Regions from separate parts of the Homo sapiens genome. Here region 2 is linked to region 1. A link is an interaction called in ENCODE POLR2A ChIA-PET data of the cell type or tissue named here. Cell type or tissue: Panc1. All regions are shown on one strand. Region 1 overlaps PRPH (peripherin). Region 2 has its middle 5.5 kb from the start of FAM186B.

What was found. Peaks named below come from ENCODE experiments on the same cell type or tissue, not always from the same donor. Only the 100,000 strongest peaks of a DNase experiment are listed, where the experiment ranks them.
Region 2: POLR2A ChIA-PET joins it to region 1 with 5 read pairs; 3 of 35 experiments call an interaction of 5 or more read pairs at or near these places.

Annotation. Positions count from the first base shown.
Region 1 is chr12:49,295,384-49,299,383 of GRCh38, reverse strand. PRPH (peripherin) reads right to left here. Exons shown (of 9, transcript NM_006262.4): 1 at 3,639-4,000; 2 at 3,146-3,206; 3 at 2,857-2,952; 4 at 2,328-2,495; 5 at 2,111-2,236; 6 at 1,807-2,027; 7 at 1,658-1,707; 8 at 1,347-1,426; 9 at 698-1,096. The coding sequence ends at 1,031. It overlaps TROAP-AS1 (TROAP and PRPH antisense RNA 1), which reads left to right. Exons shown (of 8, transcript NR_120449.1): 5 at 1,678-2,668; 6 at 2,800-4,000. Among named protein-coding and RNA genes, the nearest start is that of PRPH, 2.2 kb to the right of the region's middle. RefSeq lists a silencer at 1,684-1,978 and enhancers at 1,879-2,048, 1,788-2,332, 3,305-4,000. In Panc1, CTCF peaks have their summits at 1,091 (motif pointing left), 2,476 (motif pointing left) and 2,676 (motif pointing right); DNase peaks (open chromatin) are centred at 1,768 and 2,689; H3K4me3 peaks cover 1,703 bases.
Region 2 is chr12:49,609,137-49,613,136 of GRCh38, reverse strand. It overlaps a transcript of FAM186B not described here. Among named protein-coding and RNA genes, the nearest start is that of FAM186B, 5.5 kb to the right of the region's middle. In Panc1, no CTCF peak of the experiment used is centred here; no DNase peak of the experiment used is centred here.

The sequences.
Region 1 (4,000 bases):
TAATTTTTTTATTTTTAGTAGAGACAGGGTTTCACCATGTTGGCCAGGCTCTTCTTGAACTCCTGACCTCAAGTGATCCACCCGCCTTGGCCTCCCAAAGTGCTGGGATTACAGGTGTGAGCCACCACGCCCGGCCATTTTTTTGTAGTTTTAGTAGAGACAAGGTTTCACCATGTTAGCCAGGATGGTCTTGATCTCCTGACCTCATGATCCACCTGCCTCGGCCTCTCAAAGTGCTGGGATTACAGGCGTGAGCCACCGCGCCCAGCCTATTAAAATTTTTTAAATAACAAAAGAAGTAGACTTCACAGAATTTGGGGTCAGGTGAAGAAAAGAAGGGTGCATAAGCTGAGGTGAATTCTAACTTGGGCACTAGGTGTCTTAGTGGTGCCTTCTTCTGGGGCAAGGAATCCAGAGGAAGAGCATGATTGCAGAGGGAGGTGAGGAGCTCTGTTTGGGACAGGTTGAGTTTGAGTGGCCTGTGAGGCACCCAGCAGGTGGCTGGGCATTCCAGGCTGCAGGTGAGGGACAAAAGCTGAAAAGGAATGGACAGAGGTAGAAAACCTAGAAGGGTATATTGATGCCAAGAGAGTGACAGCCAGAAAAGAAATGACTCGAGACAAAGGGAGAACACCGCCGAGGCTCCTCCCCTCAGGTACCGCACACACACTTCCACAGAAACAAATGCACTGGAGAGTTTTCTCTTGACAGCATTTTATTTGGTTCAAATGTGAAACTCAGACCCTGGCTCACCCACTTCTCATCGTGGCTGGAGTAGATTTGTCCTGAGGGGGGATCATTGGCTTCTTATCGGGACATGAAAAGGGAAGCACATAGGTCACATCAAGTGTCAGGGCAGGGAGAGGCCCAGCGACTGCTGGCCGGGTAGGGCTTGGCCATAAGCCAGGAAAGGGATGCCTGGTACCACCTTTTAGACACATGCAGAGGGAGAGGAGACAATTCAGGAGTGGTCTTAGGGTTTGGGCTTTGAGCAGGCCTAGGGCAGAGTCAAGGCTCCGGACCAAGGGGTTCAGTAACTGTGGGCAGAAGACTTGTCCAGCTCACTGCGCTGCTCCTTCTGGGACTCTGTCACCACCTGCTGGGGACAGGGCATATGATGGGCACAAGCCATTCAGCGCCACCCTCCATCCTACTCCTTTGGATCATAGAGCCCCACTCCCTGGGGTAACCAGCAGAGGCTCCTGGTTATCTATCCACGTTCTCTGTCTCCTTCTCTGTCTCTCCCCAAGAATTACCCACCCTAAGTAAGATTAGCGACAGCCAGGCTGGGGCTCAGAAATAATATGGGAAATGGTGGGGTCCTGGCATTAGGGGACCTGCCTCACCTCCCCATTCCGGGTCTCAATGGTCTTGATCAGAACCGTCTTCCGGCTGTGGCTGTCCTGGGGAGGCTCCACCTCAGGCACTGAAGAAAGCAGGATAAAGGGTTCAAGGGGGAAGGCGTGGGAATCTCTCCTCTTAGGCTCCCACTGCTATCCCTGAGGGCAGGGGAGGGGCGGGTTTGAGGAGTAGGGGTGGGTACAGGCCAGGACCCAGAAGTTCCGTGGGGAGAAGAGATCCCTGAGGTGAGCCAGAGCAAGAGCCCGAGGAGGGCAGAAGTGGACAAGGAGAGGTACAGGCTGTAAGCCAGACTCACCAGTCGTCTTTATATTTAAGGAGGCAAAAGAATGGACGGGCACGGAGATCCTAGAGGCGAAGCAAGTTGTCAGCGCCCCTGCCCAGGCCCCGCCCTGCCCGGCCCAGTCCCGACCCCGCCCTGCCCCGCCCCAGCAGCTCCACCCTCACCGGCTCTCCTCGCCCTCCAGCAGCTTGCGGTAGGTGGCGATCTCGATGTCCAGGGCCATCTTGACGTTGAGGAGCTCCTGGTACTCCCTCAGGTGCCGCGCCATCTCCTCTTTTAGCTGTCGCAGCTCCTCCTCGAGCCGCGCAGCGCCCGCCTGGTAGCCCCCCGCCTCCAGGGCGAACTGCTCCTCCAGCTCTCTCAACTGCCTGAGCAGCGCCTCGTTCTGGGGTAGGAGAGTGGAAGGGGCCAGTTGCAGAACATTTCATCGTCCGCTCCCCGGGCCCGAGCGCGCAGCTTCGTACTCACCGTGCCGCGCAGCCCGTCCACCTCGCACGTTAGACTCTGGATCTGGCGTCGGGACTCGTTCATCTCCTGCTTGGCCTGGCGCAGGGCCTCGTGGTTCCGGTTGGCAGCGTCGGACAGGTCCGCGTACTGAGAAGTGGGGGTAACCCAGGCTTTAGTCGGCTGGGACGCGCGACACCACCCCAGCGTCCCGCCTCGCAGGCCCTCCCGGCTCTTGCACCTTGGACTTGTACCACTCCTCCGCCTCCTGCAGGTTCTTCGCGGCGATGCTCTCGTACTGCGCGCGGATGTCCCTCAGCGCTGCCGTCAGCTCGGGCTTCACCGTGGCTTCCACCTCCACCTGCTGCACCTGCTGGCTCTCCACACTCACCTGCAGGTCTCGCAGCTCCTACGGCCGGGAGCAGGCAGAGGATGGACAGCGGCGCAAATTCCACGCGGGCCACGCAGTTCGTGCACAGAAAAGAGAAGAAACGCTTGAACGAACAGAAGTGGGCGCCAGGGAGGGCAGGGCGTACAGCCCTGCGCCCCCGCGGGCGCGAGACCAGAGGCCAGGTTTCGGAGGTACAGCCCCGCTGCCCGCCGCCAGGTGGCGCAAGGGTGGGAGTCTAACCACCTGTAGACTAGGGTGGAGGGGCTGCGTCTACCCAGCATCGTCCTGATCCCCAGGGCGATGCCTCCGCTCCACCCGCCAGCTCCAGCGAGACCACCCCACAACCTCAGAAACCGCCCCTGATACCGGGCCCACTTACCTCCTCGTGCAGCTTCTTGAGGAACTCAATCTCATCCATCAGAGACTCAATCTTGCGCTCTAGTTCCAGGCGGGACAGAGTGGCATCGTCCACGTCCTTCGAGGGGTGGCAGTGGAGGTTCAAGATAAGTTAGGGGCTGCGCAGACCAAGGAAGGACCAGGCCTTCCCTGTCTGCCTCAGGAGGCATCTGGGTTACCCCCTTCTCCCCGCGCCCACCGATGCCACCTCTGGATACTGAGATCGGGGGTAGCGGTGGGGAGGCTGAACTCGGAGAGGGGCTCGGACTCACCTTGCGGAAGAGCACGAGGTTGTGCTCCGCGTCCTCCCGCTTGCGCGTCTCCTCCTCCAACCTGACGGGAAGAGCGTGCAGAGGCTGAACTGCGGGGTCGCCGCCCAGCTCGCACCCCAGACCGCACGCCCCCCAGGATCCGGTTAGAGGCTGTTCTGCTGCCCAGGACTCTAAATGGAGGGCTGAGGCTGTCTAATGGAATTGCCCCGCATTGTCTCTAACGGACTGGGAGCTGAAAAGGGGGTTTCCTCATTACTCAGGGGAGGCACAGATACCCACTTCTCCCACCTCCCCAAACACTCAGAGCAAAGGGGTAGCGGGGGGCACTTGGAGCCCGTGGGCAGGGATGCTGCCCGCACACACCTGGGTTGGTAAGGGGAGCCACACCCTTGGGCTGCTGATGGAGAGGGGAAGCGAGGGGAGGCAAGAGCAGCCGCCTCGACGGCCGCTTCGACCTCGCCTCGACGGCAGCGGCCCAGCCCTGCCCCCTGACCTCTGCTTGAGCGCCGCCAGGTCCTCCGCCAGCCCGTCGCGCTCCACCTGCACCCGGTCACGCTCGCGGCCCAACAGCTCCAGCTCTCGCCGCAGCTCGCGCAGCTCCTGCTGGCACAGCTGGTCGGCGCGCGCCGGCTCCTGGCCCCGGGCTTGGCTCAGCTCCCCGCGCAGGGCCGCGTTCTGCTGCTCCAGAAAGCGTACCTTCTCGATGAAGTTGGCGAAGCGGTCGTTGAGCTCCTGCAGCTCCTGCTTCTCGTTGCTGCGCGTGGCCAGGAACTCCTGGTTGAGGGCCTCGGCCATGGAGAAGTCGAGGCGCTCCGAGGGCAGGCGCAGGAGGGCGCCCGCTCCCGCTCGGGGGCT
Region 2 (4,000 bases), 310 kb before region 1:
CAAAAGTCATTCAGGAGTAAGTTGTTTAATTTCTATGTAATTGTGTGGTTTTGAAGATCTTCTTGTTTTGATTTCTATTTTTATGCCACTGAGGTGTGAGAATATGGTTGGCATGATTTCGATTTTTTTGAATTTATAGAGACTTGCTTTATGGCCAAGCATGTGGTTGATCTTGGAGTGTGTACTGTGTTCAGATGAGAAGAATGTATATTCTGAGGTTGGTGGTTGGAGTATTCTGTAAATGTCTATTAGGTCCAATTGGTCAGGTGTCGAATTTAAGTCCTGAATTTCTTTGTTAGTATTTTGCCTTGTTGATCTGTCTAATGCTGTCATTGGGGTGTTAAAGTCTCCCAATATTATTATGTGGTTGTCTATGTCTTTTTGTAGGTCTAGAAGTACTTGTTTTATGAATCTAAGTGCTCCAATGTTGTGTGCATATATATATTTAGAATAGTTAAGTCTTCTTGTTGAATTGAATCCTTTATCTGAGAGGGATATCCAATCTTTTGGCTTCCCTGGGCCACACTGGAAGAAGAATTGTCTTGGCTCAAACATAAAATACACTAACACTAACAATAGCTAATGAACTAAAAAAAAAAAACACACATAAAAAAACCTCATAATGTTTTAAGGCAGTTTATGAATTTGTGTTGGGCTGCATTCAAAGCTGTCCTGGGCCACATGCAGCCCATGGGTCACAGGTTGGACAAGCTTCCTTTATCATTATGTAATGCCATTCTTTGTCCCTTTAAAAAAAAAAAAAAAAAAACTTTGTTGGATTAAAGTCTGTTTTATCTAAGAATAGTGACCCTTGCTCTTTTTGAAGAAAGATCCATTTGTGTGATCTTTCTTCAACCCTTTATGTTAAGCCTGTTGGTATCATTATGTGTGAGATGGGCCTCTTGAAGACAGCAGACAGACAGGTCTTGTTTTTTCATCCAACTTGCAGCTCTGTGCCTTTTAAGTGGGCCGTTTAGACTGTTTACATTCAAGGTTAATATTGATATGTGAGATTTTGATCCTATCATGAAGTTACTAGCTGGTTGCTTTGTAGTTTCTATTATGCAGTTGCTTTATAGAATCTGTCAGCTATTCACCTAACTGTATTTTTGTGGTAGCAGGTATTGTTCTTTTATTTCCATGTTTAGAACTCCCTTAAGGATCTCTTGTAAGGCTAGTTTAGTGGTAACAAATTCCCTTAGCACGCTTGTCTGGAAAAGCTTTTATTTCTCCTTCAACTATGAAGTTTATTTATTTTATTTTATTTTATTTTATTTTTCAGATGGAGTTTCGCTCTTTCGTCATGCTGGAGTGCAGTGGCATGATCTCAGCTCACTGCCACCTCCGCCTCCCAGGTTCAAGCGATTCTCCTGCCTCAGCCTCCCAAGTAGCTGGGACTACAGGTGCATGCCACTGTGCTCAGCTAATTCTTGTATTTTTAGTAGAGACGGGGTTTCACTGTGTTAGCCAGGATGGTCTCGATCCCCTGACCTCGTGATCCACCCGCCTCGGCCTCCCAAAGTGCTGGGATTACAGGTGTGAGCCACTGCGCCCGGCCTACATTTTTATTTATTTATTTTTTTGAGACACAGTCTTGCTCTGTTGCCCAGGCTGAAGTGCAGCAGTGCAGTCTCAATTCACTGCAATCTCAGCCTCCTGGGTTCAAGCAATTCTAATGCCCCAGTCTCCTGAATAGCTGGGACTACAGGTGCATGCCACCACGCCTGGCTAATTTTTGTATTTGTATTTGTATTTTTTTATTTTGAAATGAAGTCTTGCTCAGTCGTCCAGGCTGGAGTGCAGTGGTGGGATCACAGCTCACTGCAACCTCTGCCTCCCAGGTTCAAGCAATTCTCCTGCCTCAGCCTCCTGAGTAGCTGGGATTACAGGCACCCACCACCATGCCTGTCTAATTTTTGTATTTTTAGTAGAGATGGGGTTTCACCATGTTGGCCAGGCTGGTCTTGAACTCCTGACTTCAGATGATCCACCTGCCTCAGCCTCCCAAAGTGCTAGGATTACAGGCATAAACCACTGTGCCTGGCCTAATTTTTTTTTTAGTAGAGACAACGTTTCACCATGTTGGTCAGGCTGGTCTCGAACTCCTGGCCTCAAGTGATTCGCCCGCCTTGGCCTCTCAAGTGCTGGGATTACAGGCATGAACCACTGTGCCTGGCCTTGTTCATTTTTAAAAATTACCTTTTTTATATATTTGTCTGACTAGGTTAGTTCAAAAGACCAAACTTCAAGCTCCAAAATTCTTTCTTCTCATGGTCCAGTCATTGATAAAGCTTTCAATTGTATTTTGAAATTCTTTAAGTGAGTTTTTCTTTTTTTTTTTTTTTTTGAGATGGAGTCTTGCTCTGTCGCCCAGGCTGGAGTGCAGTGGCGCAATCTTGGCTCACTGCAAGCTCTGCCTCCCGCGTTCACGCCACTCTCCTGCCTCAGCCTCCTGAGTAGCTGGGACTACAGGCGCCCACGACCGTGTCCGGCTAGTTTTTTGTATTTTTAGTAGAGACGGGGTTTCACCATGTTAGCCAGGATGGTCTCAGTCTCCTGACCTCATGATCCGCCCGCCTCGGCCTCCCAAAGTGCTGGGATTACAGGCGTGAGCCACCACGCCCAGCCTGTTTTTCAATTCCAGAAGCTCTGACTGATTTATTTTCAAGATGTTTATCTATTCCTTCATTTTGTGGATTGCTTTAGAAGTTTCTTTAGGTTGATGTTCAACCTTGTCTTGGATCTTGTTGAGTTTCCTAGCAATCCATGCTTTGAATTCTTTATCTGTCATTTCTGAGTTTCAATTTTGGTTAAGGACTAGACATCTAGTGCGATCCTTTGGTGGTGTCACTACATTCAGATTTTTCATGGTGCCAGAATTCTTGCTTTGGTTCTTTCTCATCTGGAGATGCTGGCAATTCTAATTTGTGTGTGGGGGGACAGAATTTTTTTCTTTTTATTTCTTTCCCTATAATATCGGTTTTTTTTTTTTTTCCACCTTCCCTTTCCCTCTCCCCTGCCTAGGGGGTAATGACTGTAGAGAATATTAGATTGGGTCTTTTGGCTTTGCTTCTATAGCCTTGTATACTATCAGCAGATTTTATATTGGGTTGTGTGGTTTGATGTACAGGCCAGTAGATGGCACTTATAAGTAAGAGCCAGCTGTGGCCAGCGTGGCTGGGTATATTCTTGATCCTTGTTTACTGGCAGAAGCTCTCTGTTGCCTCAGGCAATGGGCTGATCCATGGAATGCACAGTGGCTTGAGCTCCCTGCTCAGTCCCAGGAGGTAAGATGAGTGGGGCTGGACCAGAGCAGGCCTGTCTACAGGTCCCTCAATGGCAGGCACAGCACCAACACCAAGGGAGAATCCAGTGGGCTGCCACCCAGTGCCCAGAGGTGTTGCTAGTTGTTGAGTTGGGAAACCTCCTTGGCCCCAAGTTCTATGCACAAGGAACCAGGGTGGCCTAAACTCCTAATCCAGGAGAGTGCATGCTCCAGGTGTCTGAGTGTGGAATGCAGAGGGCACTGCTGCACCACAATCTCTACACAGGGAGGGTGGGGTGGCAGGCTGCTAATTCATGTGAACGGATGCTCCGACTGCCTAGAGATCTGTCTGGGCATGGGGTGGATAGGGTGCCTCTTCACCATGGTCTCTATACAGGAAGGGTGTGCCAACTCAGACTGCAAATGCAGGCAAGCAGGTGCTCCAAATTCCTGAAGATCTGCCTGGGTGTGGAGCAGAGTGAGCCCCACTTCACTAGAGTGTCTGCACAGGAAGGATAGGGCAGCTCAGGCTGCTGATCTGGGTGAGTGGGTGCTCCAAATGCCTGGAGATCTCCCTGAGTGTTGAGCTGAGAGGGCCCCACTGCACCATGATCTCAGGAGAACAGTCTAGCATACCAAGCAATAACTCACTCAGACCAGTCCACAGGTCACCAAGCTGACCCTGGTTGCATCTTGTTGCCTAGGAGAAACCACAGCTGTAGCAGTCCCTTTCCC